Regions from separate parts of the Homo sapiens genome. Here regions 1, 2 and 4 are each linked to region 3. Evidence: chromatin contacts called from ENCODE Hi-C or POLR2A ChIA-PET data. All regions are on one chromosome and are shown on one strand. The core of a region is the stretch at or near the end of the contact, and the rest is flanking DNA. Distances in the headings are between cores, read along the strand shown. Region 1 holds the start of CLK3-AS1 (CLK3 antisense RNA 1). Region 2 has its middle 14 kb from the start of MIR6881. Region 3 holds the start of SNUPN (snurportin 1). Region 4 holds the start of UBL7-DT (UBL7 divergent transcript).

The links. A loop is a pair of places that touch in the nucleus more often than their neighbours do. ChIA-PET counts read pairs that join two places held with the same protein, here RNA polymerase II (POLR2A). Pooled maps may share reads with other maps.
Region 1: a pooled map shows a loop between it and region 3 (13-fold over the local background). The contact joins the promoter of CLK3-AS1 here to the promoter of SNUPN in region 3. A Hi-C loop is called at or near these places in 1 of 37 single-sample maps with no recorded cell type and 8 of 50 pooled maps. POLR2A ChIA-PET finds 5 or more read pairs at or near these places in 2 of 52 experiments (WTC11 and naive thymus-derived CD4-positive, alpha-beta T cell).
Region 2: a loop to region 3 is called in a pooled map, with 4 times the contacts of the local background. The contact joins the enhancer-like site here to the promoter of SNUPN in region 3. A Hi-C loop is called at or near these places in 1 of 37 single-sample maps with no recorded cell type and 2 of 50 pooled maps. POLR2A ChIA-PET finds 5 or more read pairs at or near these places in 1 of 52 experiments (K562).
Region 4: a loop to region 3 is called in a map of CD4-positive, alpha-beta T cell, with 4 times the contacts of the local background. The contact joins the promoter of UBL7-DT here to the promoter of SNUPN in region 3. A Hi-C loop is called at or near these places in 1 of 168 maps with a recorded cell type or tissue (CD4-positive, alpha-beta T cell) and 7 of 50 pooled maps. POLR2A ChIA-PET finds 5 or more read pairs at or near these places in 1 of 52 experiments (CD8-positive, alpha-beta T cell).

The regions. Positions count from the first base shown.
Region 1 is chr15:74,614,471-74,617,170 of GRCh38, reverse strand. It overlaps CLK3-AS1 (CLK3 antisense RNA 1), which reads left to right and starts at 1,379. Exons shown (of 9, transcript XR_007064715.1): 1 at 1,379-2,700. CLK3 (CDC like kinase 3) reads right to left here and starts at 1,335. Exons shown (of 13, transcript NM_001130028.2): 1 at 1,273-1,335. RefSeq lists enhancers at 1-580, 581-1,192 and silencers at 1,281-1,820, 2,241-2,560.
Region 2 is chr15:74,396,170-74,398,869 of GRCh38, reverse strand. No RefSeq gene overlaps it. Among named protein-coding and RNA genes, the nearest start is that of MIR6881, 14 kb to the left of the region's middle. RefSeq lists enhancers at 1,070-1,119, 1,140-1,559, 1,149-1,782, 1,800-1,999, 1,169-2,368 and 3 more. Within about 2 kb of position 1,374, at least 9 of the 41 ENCODE cell types and tissues checked have a DNase peak (open chromatin) inside an H3K27ac peak, as active enhancers do.
Region 3 is chr15:75,624,333-75,627,083 of GRCh38, reverse strand. It overlaps SNUPN (snurportin 1), which reads left to right and starts at 1,359. Exons shown (of 9, transcript NM_005701.4): 1 at 1,359-1,418. RefSeq lists an enhancer at 991-1,180 and a silencer at 1,831-1,880.
Region 4 is chr15:74,459,931-74,462,630 of GRCh38, reverse strand. UBL7-DT (UBL7 divergent transcript) reads right to left here and starts at 1,366. Exons shown (of 4, transcript NR_120377.1): 1 at 604-1,366. UBL7 (ubiquitin like 7) reads left to right here and starts at 1,471. Exons shown (of 11, transcript NM_032907.5): 1 at 1,471-1,594. RefSeq lists enhancers at 1-452, 1,400-1,549, 1,840-1,929, 1,384-2,230, 2,386-2,700.

The DNA of each region.
Region 1 (2,700 bases), core at 130-2,629, 1.0 Mb after region 3:
ACATCTCTCAGCCTGGCAAAAGAGATGACAAGCATGAGAGTTATAAGGTACCACACACAAAGCAATAACAGAGAAGAGTATCCTTCCTTTAACACATTCTAGGCAAGTAAAATATTGGAAATAGCAGATATCATCCTCCCAGCCAGGGCTCTAGGGCCCATTTCTCAATTATCTCTGATTCTCGAAAACCTCAGCAAACAGCTTGTTTAAAAAGCAGCTAAAGGCCACAATTATGCTTTGGGAAGCTCTGCTCTGCACAATGAGGAAAAAGGTGATATGAAGAAAACCAAGCCAAGGATGTCAACTTTGAGCACAGGCCTTGTCGGCTTCTCATTTGCTGTTCCTGGCCAGAGAACTGGGCTGACTAGAAGTGCAGCCAGCCAGGTCAGCGGCTGCCCTCCCGGATTCCAGCCACCCCAGCACCCATGGTTATTTTTGGCTGGACTGCCCTACCACTGCAACCTCAAACCTGCCACCTCGCAAGCCTCCACCACCAACGGTGAAACGCTCCTCCTTTTCAAGGGCATCAAGAAGGGAAGCTGGAAGGCCGCCAACTCCGCCTCTGATGGGGGCCTGGTTCAGGCAATTTCCACCCCAGCTCCACATCAGGGCACCCACACCCGGAACTAAAGCTAGAGACTCCCGGGCGGGACGGAGGAGCAGCCAGGGGATTTGAACTGTCAGCTTGGCCTAGCCCATCCTCCGGGCTGGAGTGGCTCTACCACCACAACAAAACACACAGGGGAGCCTGCGCCCTCGTTCGCGTCCCTTCCTGCCGCCCCAGGTCCCAGGGGGTCTCAGAGTCCCATCCCCTGTAACCGCCACCAGTGGCGCCGAGGGGAGACCCGGGGACAGAGGGAAAGCCGGACTGGGCCAGAATCAAACTCCAGGCCGCCAAGGGAGGAGTCATCTGCGGACTAAGCCTGAAGCCAGGGGTAGGGGAGGGGTCTGAAGGGCTTCTCTGGCTCTTCTACGTCGGACCCCGACCCCATTCCGCGGGCAGGCACAGAGCCCAAACTGGACCCTTGAGCGGCCCCAGAGGCCGTTCAGGCTCCGCCTTCAACACCGTGGGGTCGAGGTCAGGGTCTGCAGTGACCGCCCTCCGGGGCAGAAGCAGCGGGTCAGGGGTGAGAGGTCGCGGCCCGATATGGGCCGAAGAGGAGAAAGAAAGGGAGTAGGCCGAGACCGAATGGCACCAGCGCGCCTGCCCCGCCGACTCACCCCCGGCCGCCGCCGCCGCTGTCGCCGCCGCGGACCCCAGCCCACACTTACCGTCTCCCAGGCTCCGGCTGCAGCTAGGCCCCACTCCCCGCTCCGAGCGCCTCTTCCGCTTCCGGCTGCGACCTCCGCCCGTGGCAGCCCCGCCCCCTCGCGTGACGCAGCCGTCGCCAGCCTCGGCTCGACCCGGCTCGGAGGCCTGGCCGCTCTAGCCCCCGACTCGAAGGCTCCGGGGCACCAGCCCTCTCCGCTCCGGCGGGCGCCGCGGCCTAGGAGACTAGTTCCGGGAGGGCCGAGGGGACGAGCCTGGCCCGGCCCGCCTCCCGCCGTGTCGCGGCGCACGTAGGTCCCCCGACCTGACAGGTGCGCGGCCCGGGCCGGCTGGGCTCTCAGAGCCGAGAGGTGGGGCCCCGACCTGGCCGTGGGGCTGGGCCCGCTCCGTCGCCCCGACCCCGCGTGGTCCGCCAACTCCCTCCTGCGCGCGGAGAGGACGGGCATTGTTCTCGGGGCCCCGGAGAGCGCGAGAGCGGCCTGAGGTCTGTGTGCCGGAGCTCGGGAAGGCGGACGCGACTCCGCTTGCGCGAAACGAGCGAACGACACATTATTATCTTGGTGTGTGCGGGTTTTTTGAAAGCCGTGGTGGCGCTCCCAGCTCGCCAGTGCGTGCGGGGCAGTTTCTGGGAAGATACCCTAGAGCTACTCTGGCGGGGCCGGAGTCTGGAGGGAGGAGATCCCCTCTCCTTGAGCCCCCTCCTGTGGAGCGGCTTCCTGCCGGCCTGCGTGGCCTCTCAGTTAAGACTCCCCCGCTAGACAAAAGCCCCGCCGGCTGCGTCTCTGGGCCACTGGACAGCCCCCTTTTGCAGAGGCCTCGAGCGTGGGGTCACCAAAATCCCTGACACCTACTGTCCCGCGCCGGGTCGGACAGGATTACGAGGCCCCACTTTCCAGATGAGAAAACTGAGGTGGGGATCTTTTGAGACCTCACTGTGAGCGTGCGCGTCCCGCCCGGTCTGGGAGTGGCGTCCCCGGCCTCGCGAGCGTCGCGCAGTGAAGCGACAGGGCGTGGCGCCTAATTGTCCCCACGCCACGCGAGGGCTAGAAACCCGCAGTCGGGGCGGACCATCCCTCCAGGCACCGCCCCCTCCTTGGGACCGCTCCGCGGGGGCGCCAAGGGTTTCCCCAGCACCGCCCCGGCGGCCGCCAGCCAGCCGCGGCCCCGCCCATGCCCCTCCCCGCGGGTCTGGGCCCGCCCCTGAAGCGGGGAGGTGTCGCAGGGGAGCCCCCCGCTTCCGAGCTGCGGCTGCGCATCAAGTCCTTCGCCAGCGGCTCTCCCTGAAACGGGGGGTTTCAAGGCGTGATTTGTAGGGGTGTTTAGTATCCCCTAAATCTCTGCCAGCTCCACCATGGCTATCCGAAGTAAACAACAGAAGCTAATTCAAAACTGGGTCCCCTTCCAAAAAATTACAAAAATTAGCCGGACTG
Region 2 (2,700 bases), core at 125-2,624, 1.2 Mb after region 3:
GTTCCCACTTTTCGGCTGTTATAATAATATCCAGAATAACGCTGTATGAATATTTGTGTACAAGTTTTTGTGTGATCAGATGTTTTCAACTCTTTGGAACATCTATTTACCTGGGAGTGGGACTGCAGAATCCCATGGTAACTCTGTGTTCAACGTTTTGGGCAACTGACAAACTGCTTTCCACAGAGGTGATACCATTTTACATCCCCGCCATCAGAGTGTGAGGGCTCTAATCTTGCCACAGTCTCACCAACACTTGTTATTTTCTCTGCCTTTATTCTTTCAACACACACACACACACACACACACACACACACAGAGAGAGAGAGAGAGAGAGACATTGAGACAGGGTCTTGCTCTGTCACCCAGGCTGGAATACAGTGGTGCAATTTTGGCTCACTGCAATCTCCGTCTCCTGGTCTCAAGCAATCCTCCCACATCAGCCTCCCGCGCAGCTGGGACTGCAGGTGCATGCCACCACACCCAGATAATTTTGTGTATCTTTTGTGGAGATGAGGTTTCACCACATTACCGAGGCTGGTCTCGAACTCCTGAACTCAAGAGATCTGTTGGCCTTGGCCTCCCAAAGTGCTGAGATTTCAGACATGAGTCACTGTGCCTGGCCTTCAACACATATTTTGTTGAGCCCCTGCTTGGTGTCAGGCCTGTGCTGGGGTAGGGGATGCAGGGGTCCAGGCTGCTCTTGCAGAGCCAAAGGGACATAGATGTGACCCAGTGGTGGCTGGTGCTGAGTGGAGGGAAGGAGGAGGTGAAGTGATGGGAGTGACCTGCATGGACAGTCAGGGCAGGCTTCAGGGAGGCAGCGTTTGTGCCCTGGGAAGGTCTTGGCTGTTACTGTCCAATCCCAGCCTCTGTCCCTTCCCAAGTCCCCAGGATGAGTGGTAGTCAAGGTGCTGGGTGCCTCAGTGTTATAATGTGAAAAGTCTCAGCCTGGCCTGAAACTCACCCATTAGAGCCCTCACCTGCAGATTCTATGCCCACAGCCCAGGCCAGATGAGGAAACTGTGGCTCAGAGAAGGGAATGACTTCCCAAAGGTCATCCCAAAAGGTAGTGGCAGAGGGAGACCAGATCCCTGATCTACAGATGCCCAGCCTGGGGTCCTTTTAGCTCTGATGGGGTGAGGCCTGGGGCAGCATGAGGCTGGGAGCAGGGAAGATGGGGGAGGGCAGGAGGCTGAGAGAGCCCAGGTGAGAGAGGGCCAAGCTTGAAAGGTTTTCCCAGGCTGGGGGAGAGGCCCTGGTCAGGATGTGTATGGGTAAGGGGTGAGATACAGAGGTCCCTGGGGCGGGCCCAGACCTGTTTCTCCTTTGCCCAGTTTCAGTTCTGTTTTGCTTGTCCCCTTCTGTTTTGCGTTCAGAGTGGGTTGGGGTGGTGGTGGGGTGACTCTTAGCCCCCATCTTGATCCCCATGGTGGGGGATGAGGAGATGGGCTTAACTCCAGACACCACTTTCAGTCCCCCTTTCTACCCCCACCCAGGGTCCCCCAGTCTAAGGGCGGATGCGGGAGGCCTGGCTGGGTCCGTCCTCACAAGGAGGGGCAAGCTGGGCAGAGCCTGGCTGGCCTCCCCTGCTGCCATACCTTGGAGCCCACAGCCTCCAGTGGGTAGTGACTGGCCCCAAATCTAGACATAGGTAATGTTTGCTTAGTGAGCTCATGTGCTATGGGACTAAGTTGAAATGCTCTGCCCCTTACTCATACACCCTTATTGACTCACAGGTCCCCAAGGTGAGTCACGCCCACATCAGGTATTGTGGGTGTATGAGACATACACCCACTGCAAACTGGGATGCAGTTTCCAGTCCCCCTGCCAGCATGCTTAGGGCACCAGGAAGGGCAGTGGGTGCTGATGGGCCCCAGATTTACCAAAGATGACTCCAGTTGGAGGCCTTGGACTGCTGTGGGCTTGTCAGGGGCCTTTGTGGCCCTGGGAGGAGGTGTCTGGGGCTGCTCCAATGTCTTTGGGGTCTCTCAGGTTGGGGTGGATCCTTTGGGAGTGCTGGGCACTGGCAGAGACTCAGGCCGCAGGGAGGGGACTTGCTTTCCCTCTGGCTCCCTCAGGAGGCCTCAGCTGCAGTGCTGGGTGCTGGCTGTCCTCAAACCCATGTCCTCCAGCCCCCTGACGTCTTCTCATTTCCTCATCTCAGGTTTCAGCCCACTCAGGCTGACGTTGCCTTCTGATCTCGTTTTTCAGCAGCCCCCAGGTCTCCGTGGCTGCTGTGCAGAAACGCGAGTGGTTGGGGGAAGTCCACATGATGCTGGCCTTGAAGAGCCTCCTGCCAGCCAGGCCTCAGGAGGGCTCACTTCCCCATTGCAGAACTCCTGCGGAGACCCAGGGGCAATTTCTGGTCTTTAGCACAGGGCCTCTGAGGGGCTGGCTTTTCCTAGGGGCTGCCCTGGTGCTGTGGCACCGTGGGGTGGGGGATTTCGGCAACGCCAGGGGCTCGACATGGCTGAAACTTCTTTGGACAGCTCAGCTACCCCAGGTAGAAGCCTCTGTCCCTCCCGGAGCCAGGCCTGTCCCAGCTTCGAAGTCAGATGTTGGGACATGCTGTATGCCTTTGGGACGAGTAGCCCCGTGGGCTCAGAGCTCTGACAGTGAACCCAGATGGGGTTGCTGTGAGGCACTGGGCGGGTCTAAACAAACAAGGTGCTGTGTGAGTGCATAGGTGCGAACAGG
Region 3 (2,751 bases), core at 110-2,609:
TGGCAGGCGCCTGTAGTCCCAGCTACTCAGTAGGCTGAGGCAGGAGAATGGCGTGAACCCGGGAGGCGGAGCTTGCAGTGAGCGGAGATTGCGCCACTGCACTCCAGAGCCTGGGCGACAGAGCGAGACTCCATCTCAAAAAAATAAAAAAAAATCTCACGTCCAGAAAAATTGGCCTTCCAGGGCCCCAGAACCCTTTTTACCAGTCTAGTAATAGCCTTTCATCAGCCTAATTTCCTATTCTTTTTAGTCTGAATGTATGGTGTAATGTGCATAAAATACACAAGTCCAAATTTTAGCATTCCGTGGACGCAAAATGTGCCAAAGGTGGATACTTTGCTTCTGTCATACATCGGTAGTCAACTTCCCTATACATCAAACTTTCAGCAAATTCAAACATTTTCCTTGAAAGCTGTGTTACTTTGGCCAAATTACTTAACCTCTCTGAGCTTCAGTGTGTCTACTTCCTCATGTCATGATTAAGAGTTAATATCTACTGGCTTAAAAAAGAAAAAAAAGGAAAAAAATTAAATGAGATGATGGGTGTGAAGCAGGGATTGGCTGAATGTAAGCATTCAATAAATATTCAGTTTTAAAATTGTAATCTCAGCCTTCCCGCCCTGCAGAGGCTACACCCTGGCAGGACTTAATCTCCTAAATCTCTGCCGCTTACCCTAGTCTTTTGCACCAATTTAATCATTCCTTCACGCAGGGTCTACTGAGCGCCATCCCTTGTGCTGGACTCTGGCTACTTAAATAGGAATCAAGCCAGGTCCCTACCATTGCTCAGCCCGCAGCCGAGTGGGAAAGAAGCTCGCAAAAGCAGCAAACAGGCAGTAATCGAGGTATGTATCTGCTTTTGTTAAGGGCAAGTGGGGGAGCGAAGGTCTGTGTCTGAAACTTGGGTGTGAGGGGTTAGTTGGAGTAATCCAGGCAATTGGCACTGCCCGTTTAAGAGCACGGGCCCAAGAGGGGAAGGGGACTCCAGGTGAAGCCCTAAGGCCCGGGAAGATCTGCGGGAGGCGGCAGGGCCCAGGGCGTTGAATGCCCGGCCACAAGATCAGCCTCCTCCCATTGGCGAAAGGAGCCCCGAAGAGCTTGTGTTCAGGAGGGAGGCCTCGGCCTGGTCAAGTCATCTAGCAGGAAGAGTCCCGGACAGTGCAAAGCAAATGCAAGAAGACCCCCTCCCTAGCCGATGGGAAATGCCCCAGCCGTTGAAGGCGGAAATAACGGCCTGTAGGCAACGGAACTCCCAGCGTTCGCAAAGGAGGGAGGAGCCGGAAACTCAGGGCGCGAGGCCTGTGGGCCCAGCGGTGAGGCAGCAGCTGGGGGCGGGGGGAGGGCGGACCTAGCTTCCCAGGGCAGGTGATTCGTCGGCCCCGGTGGCGGCGGCGCGTGCGACGGTCACCTCGGTTTGGGTGAGTCCCTGGGTTCGAGCCCGGGCCCCGCCAGCTGCCGAGTTGCCTCTCGGTGCCGGACTGTGACTCCCTCTGGCCGGCCCTGCACTCTGGCCTCCTGGGACGTCATCTGGAGGGATAGAGCCAGGCCTGGGACTCCTTTTGGGAGAGTTTCCGTTCTTCTATTCCGTGCTGTCCGGCCAGGACCCCTCAGGGACTTCTGTGGGGCAGGGGCGAATCATGCATGGCCTAGATGACCCCATGCCTAGAAAAAGGCAGTGCGGGGCGGTGGCGGCGCGCACGGCCGAGTGAAGCAGATAGCGTCCCCGGGGCTGGAGCCCGGTAGCAGGGGTAGGGAAACGCGGAGGCTGCCAGGATGCGGACCCAGGGGACGCGAGGCGGGGGCGCCGGATGGGGAGACGCGAAGGAGGGGGAAGGGGATGGGGGAGGGGGCTAGACAGGGAGGGAGGGTGGAGCGTGGGCGGGGCCTGGGGCGGGTCGGACTTTAGGGAGTTGGAGCGGGGGTTACTGGTGCTAAGACCACCTGGGGCTAAGGTCCGAACACTTGGAGGCAGCACCATCCAAGGAATGGGTTGAAACAGCAGGAGCCCGGCGGGGCGCAGTGGCTCACGCCTGTAATCCCAGCACTTTGGGAGGCCGAGGTGGGCGGATCACCTGAGGTCAGGAGTTTGAGACCAGCCTGACCAACATGGTGAAACCCCATCTGTACTAAAAATACAAAAAAAATTAGCCGGGCGTTGTGGCGCGTGCCTGTAATCCCAGCTACTCGGGAGGCTGAGGCAGGAGAATCGCTTGAATCCGGGAGATGGAGGTTGCAGTGAGCCGAGATCATGCCACTGCACTCCAGCCTGGGCAACAAGAGCGAAACTCTGTCTCAAAAAAAAAACAACAACAACAAAGAAAAAACAAAACGAAACAGCAGGAACCCGCCAAGAACAGCCTTGAAGGAAGGTAAAGGAACCGCCCCAGTATCCAGGACATCAGTTTTTCTTTTTTTTTTCTTTTTGAGACGAAGTCCAGGCTGGAGTGCAGTGGCACGATCTCGACTCACTGCAAGCTCCGCCTTACGGGTTCAAGCCATTCTCCTGCCTCAGCCTCCCGAGCATCTGGGACTACAGGCGCCCGTCACCATGCCTGGCTAATTTTTTTGTATTTTTTTTTTTTTTTTTAGTAGAGACGGGGTTTCACTGTGTTAGCCAGGATGGTCTCGATCTCCTAACCTCAGGTGATCTGCCCGCTTCAACCTCCCAAAGTGCTGGGATTACAGGCGTGAGCCACCGCGCCAGGCCCAGGACATCAGTTTCAAAGGTTGTGTGGTTCTTGGCAGAGCGGG
Region 4 (2,700 bases), core at 117-2,616, 1.2 Mb after region 3:
CTCAAGAGGCTGAGGCATGAGAATCTCTTGAACCCGGGAGGCGGAGGGTGCAGTGAGCCGAGATCGGCCACTACTGCACTCCAATCTGGGCGACAGAGCAAGACTCCGTCTCAAAAAAAAAAAAAAGTTTTAAAATGAAATTAAATTATCTAATACCATTAAGAGTAAAAAAAAAATCATGAACTGGGAAAGTATTCACAATATATAATTTTGATAAATTATGGAGCTCAGGTGCAAGTAACTTAGTAGGCAGGAGAGGAAGGAGTCTAAAGAAGTCTAGTTAGGAAGGATTACTGAAAGAGGGGGTATATCTAAAAATGGGTAGGATGGGAAAGGGAGACTTTGGGAACAGCCATGGGTTCCTAATGCGCCCACAACATACATGGGAGTTATCCTGAAGATAAACTCCCTGAAGACAGTGAAAGCCATTTCAAAACTCCCCATATAACTTATGAGAACAGAGGGGTGATCTGCCTTTAATGTTAGGCCTTCTGAGATCCTGCGATCTGTTCGCTCTCCTCAGTAACATTACCCTGCTCAATTGCTGCCTTAATCCCAGGTCGCACATTGGAATGTGGGAATTCAGCGTTTACATTTACCCACACAGGATCAGCCTTCAGCTGCTACGATCAACTTCAGTATTTTCATATAATCACTTTTTTCTTTCCTTAGTTCTTGAATTATTAATTCCTTGAGAAGAGTCCAATCAGAGGTAGTCTTTCTTCAGTATTTTCGGTAATCCTAATTTCTGTGCAAAAAAATTTCTGTTCCATTTTAACCGTGCAGAACTTTCTGTTATCTAAAACACAGTTTCTCTATGAGAGTTCAGTGAAAATTCCCCTTCCCAAACTGATTCTATGAATGACTGTTAGATAAGCTTCACCACTGCATGTAGAGGGTGTACCAGGAACCCAAGTTAGTAGCTCTCCTCAAAGACCCAACTTTTGGAGGGGGTCATCGTCTGGTTCCTGGTATGCCTCCACAGGTAGGTCCGCCTCAGGAAGTCAGCGGCGAGGAGCACAGAAGAGGCTGCCTTCACCAACGGACAGCAGTTTTCATCGTGAGGGCCGTCGGCAACCGCTTGGATGTGTCTAAAGGGGCCGTTTGGGAACCGGCCCTTCTGGAGGGAAGGGTCGGAGTGGGAGGGGATCCGGGATCCGCCTTACGGCCGAGTGTCCAGCAGCGCGTTCCAACCTGGCAGAACCGACGTACTTCATATGCTCCTCAGGGGAGCGCGGGAATCACCAGGCTGAAGAATGACTGGAAATGGGACCCTCTCCAACCAAAGCACCCAGACATTCCGGCGCCGGACATTTCAAAGAGCGCGGAAGCCACGCCTTCCCCCAGAACCGGAAGCTTTGCAACTAGCGCCTCTTGTAGACTGGCTGTTTATAAGGGGGCGGGGGGCCACAGCGGGAACTGCAACTCCCAGAATGCAGCGCGGAATTTCCGGTTTCCGGCGAGAGGGCCAGAGTGAGTGTTTACACCGGCGGCAGTGCGGCCGGGTTCCTTCCGCGGGACGGGTGAGGGCGCTGGGGCCCTGGGCAGCGCGGGCTCGATGTGTGTCAGCCAAGTAGCTGGTCCCACTGGAGCGGTGAGGTCGCCACCGGATAGTGTTCCTGCCCCATTACTAGCGATCTGTGACCTTGGGCCAGTGATTTTACTGAGTCTTGCTTCCCTCATCTTTAAAATGTGGCTAATGCCTGCCTTAGGGAACCGTTGTGAGGATTAAGTGAGACATGGTATATAAAACGACCTCCTTCTGGCATAAACTTGAGGTGGAAGATACCTTGAGGATGCTTGAAGGTCTGCTAGGCAGCTTCACAGCCTTTTCTTTCCTCTTCTCTATCAGAGGTCTCTTTGGAAGCAATAATGATGACTATAACAAGAACTTATCTTGCTTTGCAAGATTCTTCCGCCGTCAGAGTTTCTGATTTATTTTCTGGGGTTCCATGTATGCCAGGTATGGGGACAAGGATGAAGAAAACTTTAGTCTTTTGTTTTCAAGGGCATTCAAGAATTGGGGTGGAGGAGGGGGCAAGCAGATATTTGTAGCCCTTTTGTTCTGAGGGGATGTGGGAACAACAGAGGAAAGAGAGGGGACTGAGGTTATTGAATCTGTGTTGGTTTCGGTAGGAGTTTGCTAAAAGGCCAAAAAGGGAAGAGAAATTACATGCAGAGTTAGATGAGCAGAGGTGTAAAATAGGGGAGAGCTTTGTTATGAGTGTGTACTTACATGTTGTGGAGGTCCTTTGCAGGGGTAGGGCTCTGTTGGGGAATGAGGCTGGCAGGGAGTTTTGTAAGCCAGGCGATGAAGTTTAGACTTAATTTATATAGATGGTTTAGAGGTATTGGAAGAGGTCTTTTTCTGGGGGGCCGGGGTGGGGCAGGGAGGGACGGAGTCTCTGTCGCCCAAGCTGGAGTGCAGTGGCGCTATCTCGGCTCACTGCAACCTCCACCTCCCGGGTTCAAGCAATTCTCCTGCCTCAGCCTCTCAAGTAGCTGGGATTACAAGCGCCTGCCACCACGCCCTGCAAATTTTTTCTATTATAGTAGAGATGTAGTTTCACCATGTTGGCCAGGCTGGTTTCAAACACCTGATCTTAAGTGATCCGTCCTCCGCGGCCTCCCAAAGTGACAGGATTACAGGTGTGAGCCACCGCGTCTGGCTTTTTTTTTTTTTTTTTTTTTTTTTTTTGC